Linked DNA regions of Homo sapiens: regions 1 and 2 are each linked to region 3. Evidence: chromatin loops called from intact Hi-C (ENCODE). Cell type or tissue: mammary epithelial cell. All regions are shown on one strand.

What was found. Peaks named below come from ENCODE experiments on the same cell type or tissue, not always from the same donor. Only the 100,000 strongest peaks of a DNase experiment are listed, where the experiment ranks them.
Region 1: a loop joins it to region 3, with 10 times the contacts of the local background. A loop is called at or near these places in 48 of 110 quality-filtered maps.
Region 2: it touches region 3 in a loop (11-fold over the local background); 99 of 110 quality-filtered maps call a loop at or near these places.

The regions. Positions count from the first base shown.
Region 1 is chr12:54,248,070-54,256,069 of GRCh38, forward strand. CBX5 (chromobox 5) reads right to left here. Exons shown (of 5, transcript NM_012117.3): 3 at 3,972-4,158. It also overlaps the pseudogene RN7SL390P. Among named protein-coding and RNA genes, the nearest start is that of SCAT2, 11 kb to the right of the region's middle. RefSeq lists a silencer at 937-1,136. In mammary epithelial cell, a CTCF peak has its summit at 3,812 (motif pointing right); no DNase peak of the experiment used is centred here.
Region 2 is chr12:54,211,116-54,219,115 of GRCh38, forward strand. No RefSeq gene overlaps it. Among named protein-coding and RNA genes, the nearest start is that of MIR3198-2, 16 kb to the right of the region's middle. RefSeq lists silencers at 4,885-5,070, 6,872-6,921. In mammary epithelial cell, CTCF peaks have their summits at 3,832 (motif pointing left) and 6,101 (motif pointing left); DNase peaks (open chromatin) are centred at 3,756 and 6,076; H3K4me3 peaks cover 1,057 bases; H3K27ac peaks cover 443 bases.
Region 3 is chr12:54,356,628-54,364,627 of GRCh38, forward strand. GPR84 (G protein-coupled receptor 84) reads right to left here and starts at 7,859. Exons shown (of 2, transcript NM_020370.3): 1 at 7,766-7,859; 2 at 5,818-7,232. The coding sequence starts at 7,224. The coding sequence ends at 6,034. All of the region lies in intron 1 of GPR84-AS1 (GPR84, ZNF385A, ITGA5 and GTSF1 antisense RNA 1), which reads left to right. RefSeq lists enhancers at 317-1,142, 1,143-1,967, 1,968-2,792, 7,788-7,877 and silencers at 2,350-2,589, 2,600-2,669, 2,820-2,999. In mammary epithelial cell, a CTCF peak has its summit at 4,404 (motif pointing left); DNase peaks (open chromatin) are centred at 2,674, 3,014 and 4,404; H3K4me3 peaks cover 1,343 bases; H3K27ac peaks cover 1,781 bases.

The sequences.
Region 1 (8,000 bases), 110 kb before region 3:
AGCCTCAGGTGATCCACCCTGCCTCGGCCTCCCAAAGTGCTGAGATTACAGATGTGAGCCATCACACCCGGCTACGCCTGGCTAATTTTTTGTATTTTTAGTCGAGACAGGGTTTCACCATGTTGACCACACTGGTCTTGAACTCCTGGCCTCAAGTGATCCACACGCCTCAGCCTCCCAAAGTGCTGGGATTACAGGCGTGAGCCACCGCACCCGGCCCAAACTAGGTAATTTGAAAAAACTTTATTATGGAAGATAATGCTAGCCTCTCTAGTGGCAACACACACACAAAAAAAAGATTTAGAGATGCCCAAATGAACTAAATCTCTACTGCCCGATTTTCATAATAAAATCTCTTTGATCTTATGTTCACCTGCTTTCCTCTGAGACATACAAAGCATTTGGGGTCCGGGTGGTCCCCAAAGATACCAAAATTCACAATTGGAAGGACATTCCACGCGTGGATCAATGAGAGATACTGACTTTTAAAAACATAGCCTCTTTTGGGGGTGCTTAAGGGGAAGAAGTTCCCAGATGTGCACACAGCTGCTCACAGCTGGAATGCTGGTGCATGGACTAAGTTGTAAATCATAACTGGCAACTGAAAACAGTTTGCTACATAGGGAGGGAAGAGGAGGCGAATGGAAGAAAAACGTTCAAGCTGCTGAAAAGGAGCCAGGGCGAAGAAAATGCTAAAATCATCATACAGGCAGTAATCTTAAATCAGGCATAATGCAAACTAACAAATTTCTTCTCCAGTGGTCTTAAGAAATAAACACAATCCCCTCCTATACCTTTAAAACATACAATCACCTATCTTTCCAGCTGTCTACCTGACAGCAGCCAGTACTGCTAAGAATGCTATCAGGGGTCCCAGATGAACATTATGATGTAAGGGACATGTGGGGGTTGTTTTCAAGGTCGGCAGCTTCAGAACCTGGCCTAGGAACAAAACTCTGTGCACTGGCCAGTGGCTCCAAGCCAGATTATTCAGACTGCTCCTTTTTAAAAATGACAGAGGCCAGGTGTGGTGGCTCATGCCTGTAATCACAGCACTTTGAGAGGCCAAGATGGGCGGATAACGAGGTCAGGAGATTGAGACCATTCTGGCTAACACGGTGAAACCCCATCTCTACTAAAAATACAAAAAATTAGCCAGGCATGGTGGCATGTGCCTGTAGTCCCAGCTACTAGGGAGGGTGAAGCAGGAGAATCGCTTGAACCCAGGAGGCAGAGGTTGCAGTGAGATTGTGCCACTGCACTCCAGCCTGGGCAACAGAGTGAGACTATGTCTCAAAAAAAAAAGAAAAAAAAAAAATTCTAATTTTACTGGTCTGGGGTGCATCTTAGGCACTGGAGATTTTTTTTTTTTTTTAACGTACCCCCCAGGTGATTATAATGTGTAGCATTGAGAACTAATGCTCTAGAAAGGTATAAATCTAATTAGAATGAAGATACATAGGGATGATTGTGGCAGCTACTCTGGAAGGCTGGAAGATTCCGAAGTAGACTTACGCTTTTATGAAATGTAAAGTGTATGATACATCCTTCACCACAAAAGGCTTCATAACCTTGAAATAAATAAAAGGAATGGAAGCTGGGGGCGGGAGGAGGTGGTAGAGTGTGTGTATTTATGCGCCCACACACAGATGAAAAGAGAGAGAGGCAATAACAGTGCTTATGCTACTTACTTGAGAGCTAAAGATCAGAAGGATTAAAGCAACTAAATCAAACCAAAATTTCATAAATACACTTCCCAAACTGAAGAAGATTCAAAAGACAAAAATTAATTTTGTACGCCAAGTATGTAGAAATAATAGATCAAGAGAATATAAATGCCACTGAACTGTACATTTTAAAATTGTTAATTGAGCCAGGCATGGTGGCTCACACCTGTAATCCCAACACTTTGGGAGGCCAAGGCAGGTGGATCACCTGAGTTAGGGAGTTCAAGACCACCCTGACCAACATGGAGAAACACCCTCTCTACTAAAAATACAAAATTAGCTGGGCATGGTGGTGCATGTCTGTAATCCCAACTACTCTGGAAGGCTGAGGCAGAAGAATCACTTGAACCCAGGAGATGGAGGGTGCAGTGAGCCAAGATCATGCCATTGAACTCCAGCCTGGGCAACAAGAGTGAAACTCCGTCTCAAAAAAATAAATAAAAAATAAAAATAAAAATACAAAAATTATCTGGCTATGGTGGCACATGCCTGTAATCCCAACTACTCAGAAGGCTGAAACAGGAGAATCACTTGAACCCAGGAGGTGAGGGTGCAGTAAGCCGAGATCACGCCCATGCACTCCAGCCTGAGTGACAGAACAAGACTCTGTCTCAAAATAAATAAATAAATAAAATATTTAATTGTATATTATATGATTTTCACTGCAAAAAAAAGATTATCAAGGATTGAAAACAAATGCTATCACTGGAACAAAAGAAAGGGCCGGGGCCGGGCGCGGTGGCTCACGCCTGTAATCCCAGCACTTTGGGAGGCCGAGGCGGGTGGATCATGAGGTCAGGAGATCGAGACCATCCTGGCTAACAAGGTGAAACCCCGTCTCTACTAAAAATACAAAAAATTAGCCGGGCGCGGTGGCGGGCGCCTGTAGTCCCAGCTACTCGGGAGGCTGAGGCAGGAGAATGGCGTGAACCCGGGAGGCAGAGCTTGCAGTGAGCCGAGATTGCGCCACTGCAGTCCGCAGTCCGGCCTGTGCGACAGAGCGAGACTCCGTCTCAAAAAAAAAAAAAAAAAAAAAAAAAAAAAAAAAGAAAGGGCCGGGCGCGGTGGCTCACGCCTGTAATCCCAACACTTTGGGAGGCCAAGGTGGATGGATCACAAGGTAAGGGGTTTGAGACCAGCCCGGCCAACATGGTGAAACCCCGTCTCTACTAAAGATACAAAAAATTAGCTGGGCATGGTGGCGTGTGCCTGTAATCCCAGCTACTTGGGAGGCTGAGGCAGGAGAACTGCTTGAACACAGGAGGTGGAAGTTCCAGTGAGCCAAGATCGCACTATTGCACTCAAGCCTGGGTGACAGAGCGATATTCTGTCTCCAAAAAAAAAGAAAAAAGGAAGTGAAATGGTAAACATTTCAAAGCCCCGGCTGGGCATGGTGGCTCACGTCTATAATCTCAACACTTTGGGAGGCCAAGGCAGGCGGATCACGAGGTCAGGAGTTCAAGACCAGCCTGACCAACATGGCGAAACCCCGTCTCTATTAAAAATACAAAAATTATCAAGACCATCCTGGCTAACATGGTAAAACCCCGTCTCTACTAAAAATACAAAAAAATTAGCTGGGCGTGGTGGCAGGCGCCTGTAGTCCCAGCTACTCGGGAGGCTGAGGGAGGAGAATGGCGTGAACCCGGGAGGCAGAGCTTGCAGTGAGCCAAGATAGTGCCACTGCACTCCAGCCTGGGTGACAGCAAGACTCTGTCTCAAAAAAAAAAAAAAAAAAAAAAAAATCAGCCAGGTGTGGTGGCATGTGCCTATAATCCCAGCTACTACTGAGGCATGAGAATCGCTTAAAGCCGGGAGTTGGAGATTGCAGTGAGCTGAGATCCAGCCACTGCACTCCAGCCTGGGCAACAGAGCAAGACTCTGTCTCAAAACAAAACAAAACATTTCAAAGCCCCTTTCTATTCTTAAAAAATTCACCAATGATCCTCCTTCTCTAAGATAACTAAGTCTTCTACTTATGGAGAAGGCAGAGGAGTGGTTTAACATTTTACAAAGATTTAATTTTGCCCCCTTAATACAATCCAGTGGCCACAAATTACATTTCTCACTTAGCCAGGAGAGGGAGCTGTAATCAACATACCTCCCTGGAAGCTCTTTTGTTCAACAATTTACCTTATAGGTCCATCCTTACAATAGAAATAACCAAAATATGATACTTTTATTTATTATTATTATTTTGGTGGCAAAAGAATAGTTTTTGGGGAAAAGGGAAAGGAAGCTTACCTCTCTCTTTTTTTTAGATTTGATGTCATCGGCACTGTTTGAGAAATTGGATTTCCTCTTGTTACTTTCTGACTTCTCCCTGGGTTTATTATTTTCACCCTCCTTCATCTTCTTATACTTTTTCATAAATTCAGAAATTAGCTCAGGGCAATCCAAGTTTTTCTCAGGTTCCCAAGTATTGTGCTCCCTGGGTAAGAAAAATGGGAAAATTAAAAAAAAAAGGGGGGGGTAAAGAATGAGGAAAAAAATCCAATGCCTTATTTCAAAGAGGACATTCGGACAAAAAGGACAGAGAAACCCTATGCTTTAAAGAAGATAACAAATTTGATCCTAGATTTCTACCCAGGAAAAATGAAAAAAAAAAAAAAGCCCACACAAAGACTTATTTACAATTGTTTACAGCAGCATTTTAATAGCCAAAAACAGAAAACAAATTCAAATGTTCATCAATGGATGGTGACATGGAAAAACAAAATGTGGTATATCCATACAAAGGAATATTATCCAACAACAATAAGCAAAATATTAAAACATGCTACAACTTGGAAGAACCCCAAAAACATTATACTAAGTGAAAGAAATAAGACACAAGATACTACATACTAATTCCATTTACATGAAATGTCTGGGAAAGACAAATTTATAGAGACAGAAAGCAGATCAGCCGGGCACGGTGGCTCACACCTGTAATCCCAGCACTCTGGGAGGCCGAGGCAGGCAGATCACTTGAGGTCAGGAGTTTGAGACCAGCCTGGCCAACACAGTGAAACCGTGTCTCTACTAAAATTACAAAAATTAGCTTGGTGTGGTGGTACACATCTGTAGTCCCAGCTACTCGGGAGGCTGAGGCAGGAGAATTGCTTGAGCCCGGGAAGGGGAGGTTGCAGTGAGCTGAGATTGTGCCACTCCTGCCTGGGCGAAAAAGCCAGACTCTGTCTCAAAAAAAAAAAAAAAAAAAAAAGCAGATCAGTGAATGCCTGGGGCTGAGGGAGGGAGTTGTAATTAACTACAAATGGGAATCAAGAGAATTTTGGGGGACACAAAAATGTTCTGAAACTGGATCATAGTGGTGGTTGCATAGCTCTATAAATTTATTCCAAATCATTTAATTGGAGCCAGGCACAGTGGCTAACGCCTGTAATCCCAGCACTTTGAGAGGCACTCAGGAGTTCGAGACCAGCCTGGTCAATATTGCAAAACCCTGTCTCCACTAAAAATACAAAAATTAGCTGGGCTTGGTGGTGCACACCTGCAGTCCCAGCTACGCAGGAGGCTAGGGCATGAGAACTGCTTGAATCTGGGAGGCTGCGGTTGTAGTGAGCCAAGACTGCACCACTGCATTCCAGTCTGGGCAACAGACTGAGACTCTATCTCAAAAAAAAACAATAATAATAATTTAATTGGGCTGGGCGCAGTGACTCACGCCTGTAATCTCAGCACTTTGGGAGGCTAAGGTGAGCAGATCACTTGAGCCCAACAGTTCAAAGACCAGCCTAAGCAACATAGCAAGACTCCTGTCTCCACAGAAGATTTAAAAATTACTCAGGCATGGTGGCTTGCACCTGTAGTCCTAGCTACTTGGGAGGCTGAAATGAGAGGATCCCTTGAGCCCAGAAGGTTGAGGCTGCAGTGAACCGTGATTGCACCACTGCACTCCCACCTGGGTAACAGAGTGAGATACCATCTCAAAAAAAAAAAAAAAAAAAAAAATCACTGAATTGTACAATTTTTTTTTTTTTTGAGATGGAGTCTCACTCTGTCTTGCAGGCTGGAGTGCAGTGGTGTGATATCGGCTCGCTGCAACCTGTCTCCTGGGTTCAAGCCATTCTTCGGCCTCAGCCTCCCCGGTAACTAGGATTACAGGCATGCGCCACCAATTTTTGTATTTTTAGTAGAGACGGGGTTTCACCATGTTGGCCAGGCTGGTCTCGAACTCCTGACCTCAAGTGATCCGCCTGCTTCGGCCACTCAAAGTGCTGGAATTATGGATGTGAGCCACCGCATCTAGCCTGAATTGTACAATTTCAATGGGTGAATGTTATGGTGTTTAAATAATACCTCGATAAAGCTATTTAAAAACCCAAAATTCAGCCAGGCACGGTGGCTCATGCGTGTAATCCCAGTACTTTGGGAGGCTGAAGCAGTCGGGCATGGTGGCACCTGCCTGTAATCCTAGCTACTCAGGAGGCTGAGGAGGGAGGATCACTTGAACCCGGGAGGCAGGAGGTTGTGGTGAGCTGAGTTCGAGCTATTGCACTCCAGCCTGGGCAACAAGAGTGAAACTCCATCTCAAAAAAAAAAAAAAAAAAAAAAGGTTTATTTAGATGGGAATGATTTGAACACATGCCATAATAACCTGACTCAAGTAGAAAGCAGAAAGACGGAAAAATCTGAGCTATTTACTCTTGACCTAAACAACTTTCTACAAAAGGAACATAATATTGAGACAAAATTTATTTCTAAATCATTTGAGCTAATATGGGAAAGTTTCTCCTTTATATCCCTTCTCTCAGCAGAAAAAAAATTCCTCGGCCGGGCACGGTGGCTCAAGTCTCTAATCCCAGCACTTTGGGAAGCAGAAGCAGGTGGATCACCTGAGGTCAGGAGGTCGAGACCATCCTGGCCAACACAGTGAAACCCCATCTCTAATAAAAATACAAAATTTAGAAGGGCGTGGTGGCGGGCGCCTGTAATCCCATCTACTCAGGAGGCTGAGGCAGGAGAATCGTTTGAACCCGGGAGAAGGAGGTTGCAGTGAGCCAAGATCACGCCATTGCACACCAGCCTGGGCAATAAGAGCAAAACTCTTGTCTCAAAAAAAGAAAAGAAGTCAAGAAAAAAAATTCCTCACACAGTAACTTTCCCCAAAACCCACAGACCATATAGTTTACCATCCCAGAGGAAATTAACATACCAATATCAAAAGGTGTACCAAGACTATTACACAAGCCGAATACACTTGGGGGTTGGGAAGAATCTGTTGATAGCTAGAAAAGCCAGTCCTATAATGCGATTATCCCTTTTCCTAACACTTTGGTACTGCTGCTTCTACTTCAGTTTCCACCCAAAAGACAACATAGTATGATTTAAAAAGAGCCTGGGTTGGCCAGGAATAGTGATTCACACCTATAATCCCAGCACTTCAAGAGGCCAAGGCAGGCAGATCGCTTGAACCCAAGAGAGCGAGACCAGCCTGGGTAACACAGTGAGACCCTGTCTCTATTTTGAAGATAAAAAAGCAGGGCGTGGTGGCTCACGCCTGTAATCCCAACACTTTGGGAGGCTGAGGTGGGCGAATCACAAGGTCAGGAGTTCGAGACCAGCCTGGCCAACATGGTGAAATGCTGTCTCTACTAAAAATACAAAAAGTTAGCTGGGCGTGGTGGCAGGCACCTGTAATCCCAGCTACTCGGGAGGCTGAGGCAGGAGAATCGCTTGAACCCGGGAGGCGGAGGTTGCAGTGAGCTGAGATCGCGCCACTGAGCTCCAGCGTGGGCGATAGTGAGAGACTCTGTCTCAAAAAAAAAAAAAAAAAAAGATAAAAATATGTAAAAATTTAAATTAAAAAAAGAATTAAAGTTTTGAAAGAGGCAAGGGTCTTGCTATGTTAACCAGACAGGAGTGCAGTGGCTATTCACAGGTACGATCCTACTAATGCTCAAAATGGGAGTTCTGACCTGCTCTGGTTCACTCCTACTTAGGCAACCTGGTGGTCCCTCACTCCTGGGAGGTCACTATATTGATGCCAAACTTAATGCAGACACCTGATCGGTTTAGTGCACTACAGCCCAAAACTCCTGGACTCAAGCAATCCTCCCACTTCAACCTCCCTAGTAGCTGGGACCACGGGTACATACCACCATGCCTGGACTCTAAATGCTTTTGTGAGAATCGAAGAGAGCACAAGAGGTAGAATTTGATCACTGTCTAGCACAAAGTAGGCATTTAGTTATAGACAATGCTGATTTGTTCCAGTCTTTTATGAAATCCAGGGCATTTCTGAAAAAGGACCAATGTTTACTTTGTCTA
Region 2 (8,000 bases), 150 kb before region 3:
ACTGGAGATACAAAAATAAAACTGACCTCAAGCAGGTCATAAACAAAGCGGGACCCACTGTAAATAAGGGTGAAATTTACCATAAACAGAAAGTAAAAGGGGCTATGAGCAGAGGGCCTTAGGGGGGTGAAAAGCATGATCAGTGCCCCCTCCCCAAGTGAGCAGTGGAAGGAAGGGGATCTGGGAGCACCTGGCCCAGGGAAAAGGAGGTCTGGAGAAAGGGGCACCTTGAGAGGCAGGAGTTTACTGTTATCCAAAGGGATACCACACAGGGATATGAGTTGATGGGATCTCCAAACAGTAGGAGGCATGGAGGTGGGACTTGCAGAATGATTTCCTGGTGTCAAGGATGAGTGTAACCTGCCATCACTTCACCATCTCTTTTTATCCTCACTCCCCTCCTTCCAACCCTACAGGGCAGTGGACAGAGTCTTTGGAAATAGCTCGAGGAGAAAGATTCTGAAGCTGGAGCCCACTCCAAATCTCAGGAAAGAGAAGGTCCTGAGTAGGATGGGGAGTGTGGAAAAGAAGGCCCGGAAGGGAATACCACCCATCCCAGCAAGACAAAAACATAAAGTCAATTCAAAGGTAAAGAGCTCATTCTACTTTTCCTCCTTCCCTCTTCCACTTATTTCCTGTCTCACCTTGCACTTCCTCCTGTCTCTGTTTTCAGCCTCCTCTATTTTTCCTTGCTTCTGGTGGCATCTATACCTCCCAAAACATGAGGTTCAAAGGCAAAATTTTTAGTGAATCCCAGCATTGCTCTCTTATATCAAATGACCAGTCAAATTGAGGCCGTGGAGACGTCTGGCACATTTAGGAATTGCTTCTGTCTCAGTCTCACCCTGGTACACACACATGCACACTCACACACATTGACACACACACTCACACACATTCAGGCACTCACACACTCGCACACTCACACACATTCATACACTCACATACACTCACACCACACACGCACACACATTCACACACTCACACATATTCACACACACCATACACTCACACACTCACACTCACACACACACCACACGCTCACACACACATACACACACGCACACATACACACACTCGCACACACACTCACAAGAGCACGTTCTCTTCACTTTCATCTCCATGTACATGTCTCTGCCTCCATGTTCTCCATCCTTCTGAACTCTGGAAGTCAAGAGGGGAAGGATGAAATTGATGTCTGCCTTTGCAAAAGGATCCAGGTAGATCCCATTCTGTTCCTAATCTCTAAGCATGGGTGTGAGGGTGAGGGGAGAGATGGAGCCCATAAATCCTCTGAAATCTTCCTAGGACCAAGAGAAGGTCCATATATTGCCAGACCTTAAAACCATAAGTTGCTCCACCACTGTCGTCCCCCACCCCCAACCACATAATTACTATTCATAGTGCACAACTGGGTGATTAATGACCTGATTAATAATTACTCAGGCTAATAAAATAATTAATTAATTTGGCAAGCCATTATTTATCTGTTCATCCTCAGCCTGAAACTCTACAACTAGGAGTTTAGGAATCTCCCCTCCAGGCTGTTTCAGAAATATGATCATTAGTGTGGGCTGGGAAGGATGGGGGATGAAATTCTCCATCCTGAGACCCTCCCAAGGTAGGAAAGGGCCCGAGGGCTTTCTGAGAATGCAGACCGGAAAGAATGAAACAAAAATGACCAGGTAACCTCAAGCCCAGGAAAAGAGCTGACCAGGGAGGCCAGGGACATTGGGATAGGGGAGCATAACAGGGAGCTTGAGGGGGTGCATCTGAGCACCCAGGTTTGGGGAATTCTTAGATGTATTCTCTCCAGCAAATGATTGATGACACCATTTTCAACAAATGATCTTTATCTCGCCTCTTGTCTCCCAAATTTATGATTTTGCCCCCAAGCCCCAGGCTAGACAAGCAAGGACTAGGTAAATTCTGGGGTGGGGAGGCTGACTTGGAGTAGGGCCCAAGAATCAGTGGGGAATCTTTGGGACTCTGCAGAGGGGAGAAGTCTCCCCTACCATCAGTTTCTGAGCTCTTAAGAAATAAACCTCTGAATCAGACTTCAATTTAGGTCCCCAGAACCCAGAGGCTCTGGAGTACCTGCCCCCTAGCAGGGAAGGGAGCAAATAGCAAGGAGAAAGAAAGGATGACTGATCTCCTAGGAAGTGAGGAGGGAAGCAGAGGCTCACCCCAGGAGTGAGGGAATGAGAAAACTGGCTTGTCTAGTCAGTTTGTGAACAGGCAGAGGCATCTCTGCCATGTTCTAGGCCCGGGGCAGACATGAGACACGACTTCTCCCAATCTGGGGCTGAGGCACCAGTGGGTCCTTGGCCAAGCAGCTCTAGATTGGATTCCCAGTATGTACTAGGATGGATAAGAATCAGACTCGGACCTAGTGATGCTCAAGTTCTAGTGGAGCTGGGGGGAACCGATTTGTGAATAGATAATGCCCCAGGATAAATGCCATAAAAAGGAGGCGAGTACAAAGTCCATGGGGGCACAGAAACATGCTTCCTGGGGGTGTTAGAGAAAAGAATGCCCAGCAAGGGGATATTTGAACTAGGCCTTGAGGAATGAGTAGAAATTTACCAAATAGAGATCAAAATCCAGGATGTGATTAGCTGGGCACAGTGGAGCACGTATGTAGTCCCAGCTGCTAGGAAGGCTGAGGCAGGAGGATGGCTTGAGACCCAGAGGCTGAGGCTGCAAGTGAGCTGAGATCGCACCACTGCACTCCAGCCTGAGTGACAGATCAAGACCCTGTCAAAAAAAGAAACAAAGAAAGAGCAGGATGTGTTTGGAGAATTTCGAGTAGGCAAAGAAGTGATCTGATGAGATCAGAGGCTTAGATTTGGCCAAACATAAAAGATGGAGATGGGCTAAGAAGGAGTCTGGACCTTTTCTCCTAGGCAATGGGGATCTACTGGAGATTAAAGTAAAAGAGTGACCTACACTGATTTGTGTTTTTTGTTATTGCTTTCGTTTTGTTTTGTTTCAGACAGAGTCTGGCTCTGTCACCCAGGCTGGAGTGCAATGGTGCCATCTCGGCTCACTGCAACCTCTGCCTCTCGGGTTCAAGCGATTCTCCTGCCTCAGCCTCCCGAGTAGCTGGGATTACAGGGGCACGCCACCACACCAGGCTAATTTTTGTATTTTTAATAGAGACGGGGTTTTGCCATGTTGACAGGCTGGTCTCGTACTCCTGACCTCAAGTGATCCACCCACTTCGGCCTCCCAGAGTGCTGGGATTACAGGCGTGAACCACCGCGCCCGGCCAATTTGTGTTTTAGAAAGATAATTTTGGTAAGTGGAGAGGAGAGACAGTAGGCAGGGGGTCCAATGAGAAGGCTGGAACATGCCCAAGCTAAGACATCCTGAAGGACTGACAGGCTGGGACCAGGCAGTGGCCAGGCAGCTGGGAGCAGGCAGGTTGAATTTTAAACCTCCATAATCTGGATATAAAGATACCCTAAGCGTGACGCTGCTGGGGATTCTTCTCATCACCCTCCCCGGTCGAGCGTGAGTGTGGAGCTGGGCAGGCAACCTGGTACTTGGATTCACCTTTTGAAGGATGGAGAGGAGCTCCCTTCTCCACAAGGAGTTGAAGGGTGGAGGAGTTAGAGCCAGGCCTGGCTGGGAGTTCTGGCGTCCAGGATGCAGGAGGCTTCAGCAGAAGAGGCGTGGCCAACAGCCCCTGAATTAGCAGAACCCCGCCCATTTTGTGGGCACTGAAGACAGGCAGCGCGATAGTGTCCTTGTTGGCCAGCAGAGGGCGCAATAGGAGGCGGGCCGCACCCGAAGATGGCTATAGCGCTGTGCCCGAGCCAGCCTGGGCGCCCTCTGCCGGGCAGCCCCGACTCGGGGCTCCCACAGCGGGGTCTTCGGTCCCGTGTTTCTGCGCCAGGGTCCAGGCCCACTGGCCTGTACCCAGAATCCTCCAGGGAACTGGGATCCCGCCCTGGAGAATCGGATCCTGGGTCTAGGATAGCCAGTTCTGGGGACCACCCCTCGCATTCTTGGGTTCCCTCTCTGGCATCTGACAGCTAGCTCTCCCTAGCTGGCCCCCCCGCCTACCATCTCCAGCTTTTGCTTGATTGCCTCCAAAGACGCGGACCTAGCCCCTCCAAGAGATTCAACCTGTGTGAATGTGGGTGTACCCACCCCTGTGCACACGGGTGTCTGCATGGCTTGGACTCCCACAGCCTGCATTTGCATAAAACAAAATGCTTTCCCTTTGGTTATTTCAGGCACATAGTCCTTTAAATAGCGTAAGAAGGCCAGGCACGGTGGCTCACGCCTGTAATCCCACCATTTTGGGAGCCCGGTGCGGGTAGATTACCTGAGGTCAGGAGTTTGAGACCAGCCTGGCCAACATGGTGAAACCCCTGTCTCTACTAAAAATAAAAAAATTGGCTGCGCGTGGTGGCACGCACCTGTAATCCCAGTTACTTGGGAGGCTGAGGCAGGAGGATCGCTTGAACCTGGGAGGCAGAGGTTGCAGTGAGCCGAGACCGTGCCATTGCACTCCAGCCTGGACGACAAGAGCAAAACTCTGTCTCAAAAAAAAAAAAAAAAAAAAAAAGCCTAAGAAGTGAGCAAGACAGAAGTACCCATTTCACGGATCAGGACATGGGGCTTCAAACCGAGGTCACACAGCTAGGACAGTGCATGATTTAAAGCCAGGCCTCCACCCAAAACTTTATTTGGTGTCCCTACTATGTGCTAATCAAGGTGTGGTTCCTGCTCACCCAGGTCACCCAGAGAAACAAAGTAGAAGAGCCATAGGATTTCTGACCAGGCTGGCGAGAACAGGGCAAGCTTCCCAGAGGAGCCTTTTCTAGGGTTGCAGGGAGGACATTTCAGGAGCGGCCCTGAATGCGCCAAAGCTAGGGGATGGGACTGGCGAGTTGCCACGGGAGCCCACGTGAGGGTCTTCGAGGAGGTCTGCGCCACCCGGGTGCAACCCGAGGCTACGGTTCATCCAAACACACCTCGCCCCATCCGGCTGGGGAAGGACTTCCTGCAAGCCCTGAGTGGGGGTGTGTGGCGGGACCACCCAGGTGTCCATCCAGGTGGGCAGTGAGCGTGAGAGCACCTGGTCAGGAACCTCCCACCTCTCGGGCCCTGCAGCCGCTTCCGTGGGGGAAGGGCAGCCGACTTCACCTAAGCTTCCACCTACTGCATCTAACCCTTAACTGTATCTCCCGCCCCCACCACCCCTGACGGGTTCCCATTATAAGAGGGTTTCAGATAACTCACCTCCCACCCCGGGAACGACGTCATCACCCCTTCACCCTCTGCCACCACGTCTGACTCCAACGGGGAAGTCCTTCCTGGTGTCTGACCACCCTTCCTCCTGCTGCAGCTTCAGCTAAACCTAACAACTTCTGACCTCACAGGAGAAAGGGGCTGCCTTAACTTTCCTTCTCTGAGCTAAACAATCCAAATCTCCAGCCCCTTTTCCACGCTCACATCCCATTTTCCCGTTCTAACAAAGCTTTCCTTTAGGGGCCTGGATCTTCCGTTTTTCCCGCCTTCCGACGTCAGATCAATCCATGACAGCTTTCTGATTGGCTAACCCCTCCCTTCTAATTGCCCCTGTCACTTCAGAACCTCCCCTGCTGTATCAATATGTAAGTCCCACAGATGGCCTCAGTTTCCCTGGTAGGGAGTTGAGCCGCCTCTTGGCACCCTCTTGCTTTGGGAGGAGGGGTGTCCTGCTCAACTCACCCGAGTCATCTCTTCCCTGCCCAAGCTTCTGAACAGGACACTGCCACATTGTCATTCATCTGAAAAGCATTTATTGAGCGCCTACTATATGTCTGGCCCGAATTCTTGTCTCAGCTCACAGCCCTCCGGTTGCTCCATAGGCTTAGGGGAAGGAGCAGGAGATCTTGAAATGCCAATCTCCAGTCTGGAGCGTGGGGTAAGAGAACTGAAGTCGTCTGCGACTGAGTGAAGCCACCGAGGAGGGGCGGGGAGGTGGGACGCCTGCAGGTCTCGGCGCTCGGAAACCGCGGAGAGGAAGCATCGCTAGGCGCCCCACCCTCACAGCGCTCAAACCTGACGCCGGATTTCCCATTCTTAGCGCAAGGAAGACCCCTTGTGGCCATTGTGGGAAGAGTCAGCAAGGGAAAAAAAAAAAAGCGGGAAAAAAAACAAGCCAGAGCCGGGAGATGACAGCCTCAGCCCAGACTCCCTTCCAGTTCTTGCCTAGCGTGGGGACTTATTCTTTGGTCGTTGGGTGGGGGAGAGGGGGCGGGAGTTGATGCCCAGGCCCCACTCCCACACCCTCAGAACCCAACATTTGGGACTTTGGGAATAATCTTCTCACTAAACCACCCGGAAAAATAAAACAGAAACAATAGCAAATGTGACTATGGTTAGACTTCTGTAGGGACTTCTCAAGAAGCGGATGGGAGGCAGAAGGACGGGTCACAATAAAGGGATGAAAGAAATCAGGTCTTCCGGACGACCCCCTCCCTGGCTATGGGGAGGGGTAATTCTGGGAGACCCGGGCGGGTGTGGGATCATCTACCCACCCTGCGGCTCCTTCCCGCTCGCAGTGAAGGAAGGACGCTCAGACCAACAGGGGCTCAGGTATTCTGGGTGTCAGGACCCTTCCTCCTGCACGCATCTTACGCAGGGTGGGGCTGAGGGCGTGAGGGCACAAGTCATTGAGGACATGGAGGGAACCCACGCTCGTCCCGATAGATTGTCACGGTCCTGAGGCGGGACGGTCAGGACAGGGAAGATGTATTTCTTCCCCCTGCATCCCCTCCCGCACCGCGTCTGAACTCCTCTGGGAGCGCAAGAACAGTAACAATGCTGCGCCCCTTCCCCCACCCTTTGACTCCGCTCGCAACCTAGCCCGGGCCGGGCAGCGCGAATTTGCATACATTTGCATACCCAGCTGCGCACAGCTGCATTCGGCTTTGGGCCATAAATTCGTGGCTGGCGGCTCTGGGCGAGCAGGCCCCACGCGGGGCAGGCGTTCTCCCTGCGCGCCTCCGCCGCGGCTGTTCACGTCCCGGGTACTGGCGCGTTCTCACGCCTCCCTGAGTAACCGCTGGATCAGTCCTGCCCGGACCCGGCTCCCCTGGCTCGAGCCACCTTCTGGGCATGTCTGTCTCGCACTGGCGCAGGCCAAGCCTGCAATCTCAGATTCTGGTTCCTCCATTTCTCTTGGACTCGACTTGGTCAATGTCTCCTGAATGCGCTCATCTTTACCTGACGCCTTGGACCAGGGGCTTCTGGTGGGATTTTCCTGCTAGGACTGGTGCATAGCCTCTTAGGTGGTAGTCCTGCCTCTGGGGTTACCTTGCTAAAAAATTGGTCTAATGGAGGTCAACAGCTAAAAACTCTGGACTCCCAGGCTTGCAGAATAAAGCTTATATTGTTCACCCTTGCCAAAGAAAGCCCCTGACGTTCTGTCAGCATCCCCCTTCTCTAGCCTTATCTTCTGCATCATGGCCAGACTCAGGCACACAACAGCCAGCGCTTCGGTTACACAAAACTGCTCTGAGGGTCCCTAAGCTCCTCATGAGCTCTCTCACTCTGCCTGGACTTACCTGCACCTTGCTTCCACCTGGACTGCTCTTCTGCCCTCTTGTCTGTTTGACAGACACATTCTTTGAAAATCATTGCACAGACGTTCTTTCCTTTGGAAAGACCTCTGAGATTCCTCTCACCCCTGGCAATTGATAATGACATCTATTAGCACTTACTGCAAAAACATTTGGTCAGTTGCACTTACCAAATTGTGAGCTCTCACTTAAGACAGAGAATATGTCTGTTCTTTGCTGTATCCCACTTCTGGGCACAAAGTCTGAAGACCAGGAGATACTCAAATACTGAATAAATGAGTGAGGCCTTGACTATTTCAGGCACACATAGATACCCAGGGCTCTGGTGGTCCCAAGCAGCCTTTACATGACATCCCATGGAAGAGCCCCTCCTCTTGGTACTTTTTGGGTCCTTACGCATCTTGGCCCAAGATTGTG
Region 3 (8,000 bases):
CTTTACCCTATTGTCCTGGAAGACGGCTGCTAGAGTTACCTCCGAGTGAGAAGACAGTGGAAGGATGAGAAACTGAGGGATCTGGGAGTTACCAATCTACCAGTTTCTCACCACAATCCCACCAAGCATTCCCACCCGGGTCTGGTGAGGGAAAACTTGTGGTCTCTCTTAAACTCCTCTGCAAGCTGAAACCATTCTGTCAATTTCTGATGCAAAGCCCAAAATTGGAAATTTTAGTGGGAAGGGGTTGTGGATTGCAAGAGAATGGGAGAGGACAAAAGAATTGGGTGGAGGGGGGTGGTGTGGGCACACCAAGTAAGGAAGAAACAGGAAAGGGGAGAAGAGAGCATGTCTTTTTTCCTCAGTCCCCCTTCCCCCAGTTGAAGAGGCAGATTTACAGCCTTGGTTTGGAGAGGGGGTGAGCATAAGGAAGACAGATCTGCAGTTCTGCCCTCTGAGTGTCTGGGTACTTAGCTTTAACTCCCCCATTAGCATCAATCCCCATCTTGCTGCCCATCCGTCTTCTGACATCAGCTCCTTCCCCTCTCTGTAGCCCAAGCTTTCTGACCCTAAGTGGCTCTTAAAGGGCCAGTCTAGACCCTTCCCTCCCTCCTGCCACTCCAGGCAGCAGTCTAGTGTATGTACGCATGTGCATTGTGGCCAGCCTTGCTAAGGCCATAGCGGTTGGAGGGCATGGGGGATGGGGGCGATGTGTGACTCTTCCCCAGCTCTGTTTTCCTTAGGTCTCCCTTATATTATGGACCTCCATCTTTGTTCACTACCCACCCAAACCCAGAACAAGCCCTTTCACTGGGTTGGGGGGTCACAGACACATGGCTTCTAGAGCTGAGGGCTGCAGAAGGTATGTGGATCCATAGGCAGATCCACCACCCCTTCTCAATTTCCTGGAGGCCCAGAGCAAGGGATGTCAAGAAGTATTGGCTGTTTTTAATTCTCAGCAGCAGTGAGGGTGGGCAGGTTGGAGGCCAAGACTCCTAGGAGATGCCCTGAGCCCCACATTCCTAGCCTCCTTTCCCAGGGATCCAGGCTGTGGTCTGTGGAGGTGGGGGATTTCAAATCTTCCTTTCCTGTGAGGATGGTGACAGGCCAGAGAAATCTGCCTCTGAATTTTCTGGCTTATCTCCCCTATTCCTCAGCAACTGAGCTTAAGGGGACAGGGGGGAAATGGGCTTCTCCCCACCTTCTGCAAAAATGTTGTAACTGCACACTAGGGGCTATACGAATGCCAGGATGCTTGGAAAGTTCCTCCCCTATCTGCCTTCAATCCTTTCTGCTGCAAAGCTCTGCAGTCCTCTGAGGGGCTCTACAGGATAGTCAACCCCTCTTCCTGATACCTGAAACCCATTCCTCACCTCCGTCTGTGCTTCCTTCTCTGGCTCAGGAGGAGAGGGAATGTGTGGGTGGGGCCTTGGGAAAATGGCCATGTTAAAAATAGGAGCCCCCAGCTGCACCCCCCAGTGGACCCTTATTTATCACCTTCTAAATCTCACTCTCAAAGAAGCATAAATATTCCTAATTCCTGAAGGCCACCCTGGACTCATAAATTTAACTGGGGAGGTGGGCAAGGGGAGGAGTGAGGTGCATGGGATGGGGAGCTTACTGCAGCCTTGAGGAAGCAGAATATCTCCTGGGGGAGGCGCCTGACTCGTCTGTCCCCTTGCAGACGCCAATGGGTCTTCATAGGGGAGGAGGAGGAGCCTTTCTGTCAATATTTCCGTTGGGGAGTAGTCTTCTCTCACGGCACCTTTCCTCCCTCCCCTAAAAACAAACAAAAAACCAAAAACCTACCTTCCTCCTGGTCTTTCCCATTAGTTCTCTGTCGCTCTCCCTCTCTCTTTTCTTTGCTATTACCTTCCAGTTGTCCTTTCCTGCTTCTCCCTCTCTCTCACCTCCCTATTGCGCCTTTCTCTGTCTTTGCTTCTCTAATGCTTTTCCTTTTCAGAGCCATTGTGTGAAAAGGAAATTTCCGTCTCTTATTCAGTCTGGATAGTGAGATTTGAAAAGTCCCTCTCTCGATGCCCGATTTCCCTGCTTCAGCCCGTGTGGCCCCTCAAATGTGTCCTTTCTCTTCATCTCTCCTTCTTTCTTCTCGGATCTTGGACAAATTACCCAACCCCCCATTTAGCTCCTTAACCCTCTCTCTCTTCCCCTGCCTTCCTTCTCTCCTCAACCTTCCTTTCTTTCTGTCATCCTTTTGCCCTCTCAGTTTCCCCTTCGTTCCTCAGCTCGGAATCCTCTCTCCCTGTTCAGTCTCCTCTGCTCTCCCTGTCGGCCCCCATCCACACCCCTCAAACTCGACTCCTCGGCCCATGTGTACCCTCAGACCCCATCATCCCTTCAGTTCCCGTTACCACCACACCCCAGTTTCCCCTCCCAGTGGACGAAAGAGAAGGGAGGAGGGGGCCTGAGGAACAGGTAGAGGGAGCGCCATTCCTTGAGGGGAGGGAAAGAGGGGAAAAAAGCGGGGGAGAGGAGGAGGGACGCGGCGGGAAGGGGAGGGGAGGGGCATCCTCACTCCTCACTCCCTAGCAGCTGCACCCCCCTCCCCGCGGCTGCTGAGCCATAAATCAGGGCCAAGGTGGTTTGGCCAATGGTAGAGTGACTCGTAAATCGGCCTGTCAAGCTCAGCCAATGAGAGGCGGCGTTAAATCAAGTTCTGTCAGCGCTTGGCCAATGAAAGGCCCTGGGCTGACCATAAATCTGCCTGTAAGAGACAGCGAAAGAGAGAGAGCGTGCGAACGAGCAAGAACAGCCCGGGCGGGCGACTGGGGAGGGGGCGGGGGGAGCGCGGCAGCGGGGATTGGAGAGACGAGCTTAGGAGAAAAAAAAAGGCGATAACAGAGGTACAGGAGATGAAGACAGCCTACAGGAGAGACGGACAGATGGAAAGAGACAAAGAGAGGCAGTGAGAGATAGCGTCAGAAAGTCAGGGATAGAGCTCGGACTCGGGCGAGAGACTGACAGAGATAAAGAGACAAAGAGAGACAGACAGTGACTCACACTCGTGAGCATAAAGGGCCTCCAAACACACACACATCCCGAGACACGCATGAGCAACGCACCACGAGGGACCCAGTGCATGGCCTCACTCGCCAAGCACAACCGCAAGAGAGAGAAGGCCTCAAGAAAGCCTGGCTTTTCTTCAGTTTCATTCCCCTCATTCAGCCCTTATTGAAATTAGGGGCTGGGGTGGATGTGTGGGCCGTGGCGGGTGGCTGCTTTTTTGCTAAGATCTGTCCTCTATGGTCTTAGACCCCAGGATTTCCTTCTGTGTCTCCTGAGTTTTTTTTTTTTCCCCCCAGCGACTGATAATTGGGAAGTCCTTTCTGAGGTCTAACCTCAATCCCTATTGCTTCACCTTTCTACTTGACACCGTTGTGATTTGCCTTCTAAGGACATGTAAAGTGAATCCTTTTACAACTCTTCAGAGTTGTCAACTTTCAGAATCTTAGAAGGTCTGAATAGGAAGGACAGTTAGGGATCATCTGGACACTTGATCCTAGTTTTAGAAAGGCGGATTTGAGACTCTGCCCTCAAATCACGGTCTTACAACGTACTAGGCATTCGGCCTTGGACAAATTACTTAACCTATTTGTGCTTCAGTTTTCACATTTGTAAGAAAGAAATTATAATAGATACTTCATGGTAATTTTGTGAGGATTACATGAAATAATATATGTACAGGGAACTGCACTGGGCACGTGTTAAGAGTGTACCCCGCACCCCGCTTTGTACAGATGATAAAATCTGAGCCCCAGAGTGGTCCAGAGATCTGCTCAAGTTCCGAGAGCTAACTATGAGAGAGCCTTGACTGAAACCTTTGTCTCTACACCCATAAACTGTTGTTCTTCATTGGTCCAACAGTTTACCTGGACCCCTGCCTTAGTAGCCCCAGCTTGATTTGGTTTAGGCTCCTGTGACTTTCGTGGAAGGAGGACAACCAAAAGTGCATGTTCCATATTAGGAGTCAGGATTCCTGGACCCTAGAAGTGTGTTGCATGTGAGGGTATCAATCTGTCCACCCCAACTGTGGTTCTTTCTGCCCTTAATATCTTCAGATTTTACTTTGTTCTCTCAAACCATGGACTTGGGGGAGGGAGGGGACAACATGCAGCCAGAGCATTAAGGTCAGCATGACTCACATTCCATCCCCAGTGCCACCCCAGTGCCCACACCGCTACTTCCCCCAGCCCCACCTCAAGTAGACAGGAATATCTCATGAATAATAAATGTCTCATTCTTCACTTTTCTTCCTAAGCTTTGGGGGAAAGGGAGGGTGAAGATCCCTGGGTCTCTACTCCCTGGTCAGGGGTCTCTGGATTCCCAGTCCTGCCTTGTGTCCTCAACTGGGAAGCCAGAAAGGAAACGCAGAGAACCAGCGTCACCTGGTGGCCACAGGTGCTTTAAGGATGTGTGTAAGCACGCACATTGTGACAGGATTTGGTCATTCTGGAGGGAAGGAATGGTATGGTTTCCTAGCCTGGCCCCTGAGCCCTTTTAACTAGAGTCTTTGTTTTCCTGCTTTCTTTTTCTTTTCTTTTTTTTTTGTTTGAGACAGAGTCTCGCTCAGCCACCCAGGCCGGAGTGCAGTGGCGCGATCTCGGTTCACTGCAACCACTGTCTCCTGGGTTCAAGCGATTCTCCCGTCTCAGCCTCCCGAGTAGCTGGGATTACAGGCACCCGCCATCATGCCCGGTTAATTTTTGTATTTTATTTTATTTATTTATTATTATTATTTTGAGACAGAGTTTCACTCTTGTTGCCCAGGCTGGAGTGCAATGGCGTGATCTCGGCTCACTGTACCCTCCACCTCCCGGGTTCAAGCGATTCTCCTGCCTCAGCCTTCTGAGTAGCTGGGATCACAGGCATGCGCCACCATGCCGGGCTAATTTTTCTATTTTTAGTAGAGATGGGGTTTCTCTGTGTTGGTCAGGCTGGTCTCGAACTCCTGACCTCAGGTGATCCACCTGCCTCTGCCTCCCACAGTGCTGGGATTACAGGCATGAGCCACCGTGCCTGGCCCATAATTTTTGTATTTTAGTAGAGACGGGGTTTCACCACGTTGGCCAGGCTGGTCTTGAACTCCTGACCTTAGGTGATCTGCCCACCTCCGCCTCCCAAAGTGCTAGGATTACAAGTGTGAGACACCCCACCAGGCCTGTTCTCTTGCTTTCATAAGTCCAGATGACAAATGCAAGGCAACTGAGGGCCTGGGACTCAGGTGAATTAGCCCCATGGGCAGGACCCTGCCAGGGCAGCTGGAACCTTTTTCTGCCTTTGCCTTAACTAAGCTCAGTTCCATTTCTACAGACCAAGGAGTCCTCCTCCATGACCATTCCCTTCGCACAGAGTGAGGGCTGGGGGACTGGTCCCACTGGAGTAGATATCAAAGCTGGATTATAAAACTTTTTTGAGCTGAATAAACTTGTTTGTAGGGATGGCGGATCCTGGCAGCAGTGGTTAGGGGCAGAGGCCATTTCTGGGAAATTAAACAAAAAGGCAGGCTAATCCTCTTAAATCACCTCACATGTTTTATTACCTAGAAACCCCTCTTCTAAAGGCTATGTCCCAGGCCAGCTGCTTCCTGCTCCTGCTTTGACCTAGGTACCCCTGAATCCTTAGGTATTAGGTTCCAGCTCCTGGTGGCCACAGGTGCTTTAGGGATATGTGTGAGCATGCACATGGTGACAGGATTTCGTCATGCAGGAGGGATGGAATAGTATGGTCTCCTCCTAGCCTGGCCCCTGAGCCTAACCGTGACCTGTTTCCTTCTTCCCCAGAGACCACACCTGAGCATTAAAAGCACAGAATTCATTTATTAATAATTAATAATACTCCTTGGGCAGTCTAGGGCTGAAACATTGATCAAGTGATGGAGAGACTTGATTTGGGAGGCTGGGGAGAGATTGTTGTGAAAATGCCCACATGTGTTATTTCACCTATTCTCCTATTACCTGGCCACTTTGGTCCTGGAGGAGACAGTCCTGAATTCTGGTGACTAGGGTCACAGTTCTAATGGAGCCTATGGAAACTCCGGGGCCCTCTTTTTAAAATGGAGCCATATGCTTGGCGGAATTGGCGGTTCATGGCTGCATAGAGCACAGGGTTGATGCAACCATTGAGCCAGGTGAGGTTGGCAGCAAGCATGTGGACCACCCGGGGAGCCTGGACTCTGGCATCCAGAATGTTGAGCAGCAAGAAGGGGATGTAGCTCAGGGCAAAGCAGAGGAACACAGCAAAACACATTCGAGTCACCTTCCCAAATTCCGATGAAGAATCCGGAGCTCTTCTGGCTCCTTTAATTGGCTGGGCTTTGGCAGATGCTTCTGGAGGGCTTTTCTCTGCCATCTGCTTAGCTCTCTTGCTGTTGATCTGGTCTCCCACTTCTGATGAGTCCCCTTCCAGGGTCTGGGTGGTGGCAGCACTGACTGGCTCAGATGAAATCCCCTCACTGGGTCCTCCTGATGCTAACCTGCTGTCCAGCTCCTGGAAACGACCAGGCATGGCCTCATCAGTCCTGGCCACATGGTTGGAGTGGATGCTTGCCTGTCGCAACTTGTATTGGTCCAGTGCCTGTGCTGCTCGTTTGACCTGGCGGTGGATGAGGCAATAGAAGATGCCAACACTGCTGAGCCCAAGCACAAAGTAGATGCCCATGAGGATGGTGGTGTAAGGCCGGCCTCGGATGCGGTCAAAGCTGCAGGTGCAGACTACAGGTACCAGGATATAAATAGGCCAGAGGGGAGCAAAGCTGGCCACGCCCACAACCCAGGTGCTCACCAGTGCCAGCACTATCCCCTTGGCACTGAAAACTTGGGGAAAAAGCTTAGGGTGGGCAATGAGGAGGTAGCGTCCCAGTGCGATGAGGCAGAGGGTCAGGATGGAGACAGAATTGGAGGCAAAAAGGAGGAGCCCAAATACCCTGCAGAAGGTGGCACCGGTGCGCCAGTGCAGGTGGAGGTAGGTGTCCACAGAGAAGGGCTGAAGGAGCGTGCAGTAGAGGAGATCAGCCAGTGTGAGGTTGGCTATGAGCAGGTTGAATCGGGTACGGAGCTTGGGCTGGATGGCCAAGGCCAGTAGGGTGAGCACATTGCCCACGGTGCCTGTCACAGCCACCACCACCCCCCAGCTAACTGCAACATAACGATAGCCCAGCACAGACTCATGGTAGCAGGAGAAGTTGGCGTCAGAGCTGTTCCACATGATAGAGGCTAAAGAGGCAGAGGGTGGAAGAGGAAGAGGGAATCAGAACCTAGCATTCAACTTAGATCTCTTGAACAGTTCTGGGACCCTGGACATCTAAACTGTTCCTGGACCTCACCTTAATTCAGTATCCTCCTGAACCATTCCCAGGCCTCTTCATCTCAAGATCCCTAACTCTCTCCTTAGGTTCTCTTAGTCCTTTCCCATTCTCAAATATTTCCCCAAGTTTTTATCTAAATATCTCTTGCCTAAATATCTTAGTCTTATTCTGCTCCAAACCTCAGTCCTCTTCTATATCCATCCCGCTGCTCTCAGTAAACCCAGTGCCCTCCAACTTTTTTAATTCCTTCCCCATCCCCAAAGACCCCCAGGAGTCCCCTCTCTCTATTCAGCATCGTGTATTCAGGATCCTCTCTGTATTCAGTTCCCTCTGCTCCTTTCCACTACACACACATATAGGCTTTAGTCATTTCTGTTTGTTACCACCTGGGAGATGAGGAGACCAAGAAGGTAAAAGTATACCCACAACAAAAGTGCTTACCTGAGTTTCTCAGCCTTCAATTCTTTCTATAATGGAAGAAGTTCAACTCACCCAAAGAGCAGTCCTTTCTGGTGGACAGTTAGGCTTCAAGCAGGAGACATCCTGCTCTTATGTATCCTATTATAGTCCACTGAAAGAATAAGAAACTCCCCCATTACCCAATCCCAGCCACTTCCTTCACCACCTCCGGTCCTACTCATTTTGCTTCGGCTAGTGAAATCTAGGCTTCTCTGTT